Linked DNA regions of Homo sapiens: region 1 is linked to region 2. A link is a loop called in an ENCODE intact Hi-C map of the cell type or tissue named here. Cell type or tissue: gastrocnemius medialis. All regions are shown on one strand.

Evidence for each region. A loop is a pair of places that touch in the nucleus more often than their neighbours do. Peaks named below come from ENCODE experiments on the same cell type or tissue, not always from the same donor. Only the 100,000 strongest peaks of a DNase experiment are listed, where the experiment ranks them.
Region 1: it touches region 2 in a loop (12-fold over the local background); 18 of 110 quality-filtered maps call a loop at or near these places.

Annotation. Positions count from the first base shown.
Region 1 is chr10:89,647,334-89,649,833 of GRCh38, reverse strand. It overlaps PANK1-AS1 (PANK1 antisense RNA 1), which reads right to left. Exons shown (of 5, transcript NR_184344.1): 2 at 836-911; 3 at 546-687. Among named protein-coding and RNA genes, the nearest start is that of PANK1, 3.3 kb to the right of the region's middle. In gastrocnemius medialis, no CTCF peak of the experiment used is centred here; a DNase peak (open chromatin) is centred at 1,533; H3K27ac peaks cover 2,500 bases.
Region 2 is chr10:89,590,516-89,593,015 of GRCh38, reverse strand. All of the region lies in intron 5 of PANK1 (pantothenate kinase 1), which reads left to right. It overlaps MIR107 (microRNA 107), which reads left to right and starts at 189; the gene lies at 189-269. In gastrocnemius medialis, a CTCF peak has its summit at 1,433; DNase peaks (open chromatin) are centred at 1,115 and 1,415; H3K27ac peaks cover 2,500 bases.

The DNA.
Region 1 (2,500 bases), 57 kb before region 2:
CTAAACCATCTTTATAGGTTAGGCAGATAAGAGAAGCCTGAATTCTGCTAAAGTGTAGACATAAATGATTACTAGTCATTATTCCAGAAGTCACAAGATTTACAACTTTCACAAATACTCCTGCAGATAACATTACTATTGTAGAACCTAAGATTGGCCTTTTGAGATGTCTTTTCAGGGTTTTGCATTTTTGACAACCAGTGGCTCCACGTGGACCTGCCAACCCATCCTGTGGCCCCTCCCAGAGGCAGACTCAGCACATATGCAGAAGGACCATTTTCCACACTCCTATGATTGCATCCCCAGCCAATCAGCAGCACTCCATTCCCTGGACTGCCAAACTATCCTTGAAAAACCACAGCCTCTGAATTTTCAGGGTGACTGATTTGAGTAATAAAACCCCAGTCTCCTGTTCAGCTGGCTCTGCATGAATTAACTCTTTCTCTTTTGCAATTCCCCTGTCTTGATAAATCGGCTGTATCTGGGCAGCAGGTAAAATGAGCCTGTTGGTTGGTTACATAAACTTTTCAGCCATTACTGCTCACCTTCTCCCTTCTCAGGCTGCTCTTCAGCCTTGTGGAACTCCTGGCAGTTTCCCAAAAATGCCAGGTTGTTTCAAATGCACCCACAGAGTCTTGGCTCCTTCAGTTCTGAGTAGATTCTTTTAAACCTTCCCTCCCTATTCACCTGAAGAAAGGCCAATATTATTCAAAATTCAGTTTAAGGGTCATTTCCTCCCTGAAACCTGTTTTAGCTTCCACCTCAGCACCACTCCCCCATAAACCCCCACCCCTGACTCTGTCATTGCTCACTCTCTGGGGTCTTCTGGAGTTACCTCCCGCAGCATAGATGGCATACTTTGCTTCCTTCATTGTTTCTCCAAGCCATGATGATCATCTGCATCAAATCCCCTGTTTTTGAAAAAGTTATTTTTTTAATTTTAAAAATATTTATTATCATCTTCGTTATCATCATCATCACCTACTGATGAATCAGTCTATGGGAACTGGACCCAGAATCTGTGCTTACAAAATATCCTGGGTTGCAAGTTACACTGCATGTTCATTTTTTGCAAAATACCTTGAGCTTTATAAGATATGCATACTTTTCTGTATGTATGTTAGTTTTAATACAAATTTAAAAAGGAAAAATTCCCTAGGTTATTCTTACATAACACTGATGCTGGAGAATCACTGACTTTTCTCTCTCTACTGAATTGTAAGCCCTTTGAGGGCAGTGAAGCCATCTATTTTGTCTTTGTATTCCCAGCATGCTTTAGTGCCTACAACATAGTACACACAATAAATGATTATTAAATAAATGAATAAGACCCAAGGGAGTGCACTGGTTTGTGGGTTCCCTTCTCCCTCACTCTCTTCCAAACATTTGTTGCATGCCCCTCCTGGAGGACATGACAGCTCACGCCTCAAAGTTACACCTCCTACACACACCCCTGAATAAACCTGTGAGATGCCACCTGGCTTCTTCCCTACCATACGCTGGGTGTAACTGATCCAAGCACCCAGCCTGACAAGGGTAGGAGAAAGGAAGCAGGTGGAGGACGTTCTGTCCCAGTACCAGTACTTTTGCCCTGCCTGGGTCTGAGCCACCTGGCTCAGGCCTTCCTCAGCAGGCCTGGGAATCCAGCTAGAAAAAATATGTCCTTGGAGATATTGCAATGCTAAAGCTTCTATTTGCATCTCTGATGTAATTTGCTTCCTAAGCCACTCAGCTCAATTATGTGGGAATTTGAAAATGATATATTTGAATATTTAGGAGTGGCTGGTGATTTTTAGCAAATTTACAGTAGAAAGTGAGGGGGACTCTGTGTGAAATATCATCTAAGTCAGGGGTGTCCAATCTTTTGGCTTCCATGAGCCACACTGGAAGAGGAAGAATTGTCTTGGGCCACACATAAAATACACTAACACTAATGATAGCTAATGAGCTAAAAAAAAAAAAGTCACAAAAATAAATCTCATGTTTATGAATTTGTGTTGGGCCGTATTCAAAGCCGTCCTGAGCCGCATGCAGGCTGTGGGCCACAGGCTAGACAAGCTTGATATAAGTCATTTATCCAGTCACAAATAATTACCAAGTGCCTCCTAGGGATAGAGTGATGAACAAGTCATCTGCCTTAAAGATGCTTACAGTGAAGTGGGGTAAGATGGGCAATCAAATAATAATAATGTCTTTTTCTAGCACTTACAATGTGCTGGACACTTTACATATGTTAACCTTAAATAATGAGATTTAGAGAACATGATTAAGTATGAAGTTTGAGTGCAAAGCTTGAGGATAGCCACCTGGAAACACTAACTCCAAATGAGTGGGATCAGTGCTCCAAAGTGGAGAAGTTAAGATTTCACTTATACTGGCAGAGATGGAGAAGTTCCAGCAGAATTACATTTTCCATACAAGACCAATGCATATGCCACAGCGATTTGATTGGTTGCAGACTGCTGCATTCCAAGGAAGATTATTACTCTGTGAGGAGAGG
Region 2 (2,500 bases):
TTTAAGAAGGCACTGGATGATAATGAATGATAAACCATTCACCTGTGGAAACAGGATACAATTACAACCCATGTCATAGTCTCTCTAACCATCATTATTGCCATGTGTCCACTGAAATGTGAGGAAAAGGTCTGAGCATCCTTGCACATAACTGCAGGTAAAATGCTCGACTTGCAATATTCGATATTCTCTCTGCTTTCAGCTTCTTTACAGTGTTGCCTTGTGGCATGGAGTTCAAGCAGCATTGTACAGGGCTATCAAAGCACAGAGAGCTTGCTACAGCCAAGGCCAGCCAGAGTCCCAGGCACAAAAAGGGGTGGAGCTGGTGACATACAAAGTTGTATTAACATGTTTTGAAGCATTGCAAGATTCGTTTGGAAAAAATTGAACCTTTTCTGAAATACAAGGTGTATAAAGTAGAACTCTTCACACTGAGGTATATTAGAAAGACAGGAAAGAGGAGTTGAGGCATGGAACAGGTCATAGGAGAGTATTAAAGAACCACAGTAGATCTGTAATGGAGTTTTTATAAATACAGCTTTTAATAGAGGTGACATACATACAGAAGAAGGCTCAAATTATAAGCTTACAGTTTAATTTACACACACAAGCAACCCTGTATAGCCATCACCCAGATCAAGAAATAGAACATTATAGGTACTCAGAAAGCCCCTTGAGCCCCCTCTCAGTTGAATAGTTGAATGTTAGTGTATGAGGCAGTCTTTATGATACATGGGTGTTAGCCCTGCCTTTGAGTTCTGGGTTGACAAAAAACATACTCTCCTTGCATAACACTGAACAGAGTATGTTACTGGCCTGCAGATCAGCGATATACCTTTTTGGAAGCCCTCAGTTCAGACGGAGTTTAAATGGGAGGCTGATACTCAGAGAAAAGAGCATTCCAGAGATGTTTTTTCAAAGTCCACTTGAGTCATGGGACTCAATGTAACAGAGTTTATTTCTTGACATTAACCTTTAAAGGGAATTTTTCCAAGTAATGAAACAAGCCCCAAGACCAATATGTGTGTAGTTGGCTGTACTCATGGGCTCTCAAAGGTCAGCTGGTAACAACCCTTGCCCCACAGAGCAATAGATGCCCTTTCCCCTACTTTCCGCAGAGCTGGCTTCTTGTGCTTTTTGCTGGAGTGAGCCAGCAGGTCAGCAGGTCTTTTCACAGGCATCAGAATCCCTTTGGGAGAGAGCAACTGACTTTACTTTTCACTTTTGATTTCAATTTCAATATTGTTGATTGGTGGAGTAGAGCGAGTGCCAATTTGAAAATGTAGCCATGTTATACACTGGTTTGAGCAACTATTTTATATGTTTCTGTGGGGCTGAATGAGTGAAGGGAATCACCAGTCGCCTTGGGGCCAAGGCTCTACCAGAGGGTGTCCAGTCAGTGCAGACTCCCAGTGGCCGCACCAGTGACTGGCAGTGTTGCATTTCCCATGAGAGCAGCCACCAAGTCCCTCAGTCCTTGCTTTGCTCTCTGGAGTCACTGATTTGAGAACCTTTGATTGCAGCCATTTCATTGAGGGACACCACGTTTACCAAATCTAAAACATTTTTGCTGTGATTCTTGAGATGCTGTGAAATGCTTCCCCATCAGTTATAAATTTTCTGATTCAAATTTTTGGATAGATAATACAAACACATAATACAGACTTCTAAGACATTAGAAGGATACACAAGGAAGTGAGTCACCATTTCCACTTCTGTCTCTCAGTGTTAACCTCAGTAGAGGCTGCCATTTTTTTTAGGGTTTTTTTGTTTGTTTTTATTGTACGTATTACAATATATCTTTGTTTATATTGTATGTAATGTAGGATACATTTATCTTTCCAAAGGTAGCAAACTCTATATAGCATTCTTTTTACAAAATAATAGCTTTATTGAAATATAATTATATGCTATACAATTCACCCTCCATATACTATTCTATATCTTGCTTTATCAGCTTTTTATTAAGAAAATTCATAAACATATGTAAAGGAGAGAGAACAGTATAAAGAACCTCCATTAATCCATCAGTGCAGATTCTGCAATCATTAAGGCTTCACAACACATGCTTTCTCTATATTTTCTTCTTCCTCCTCCCTCTGGTCCTCTCTCCTTCTTCCCTCTTTTTTGCTAAAATACTAGAAAACAAATCCCAGATATTATATCAATCTACCCTATATATTTTAATAAGCATCTCTAAAAATACTGCCTTTTGCTTTTTGACGTAATAACGCATCTTGAAATTGATCATATCAGTATATTTTAAATTGCTTCATTTTTAATGGCCATATAGCATTTTAACATATAGATATGCTGTTATTGATTTGTTCAATTTCCTAATGATATTTAGGTTTTTCCAGTCTTTTACTATTATTTAAAAATTCAGTGTATTTGTATACGGTATACACACATATATGTACACACATGTATATTATTTTGCCTACATGTGAGTATATCAATAGGATAAATTCCTAGAAGGGAACTTGCTGAGTCATCGGAT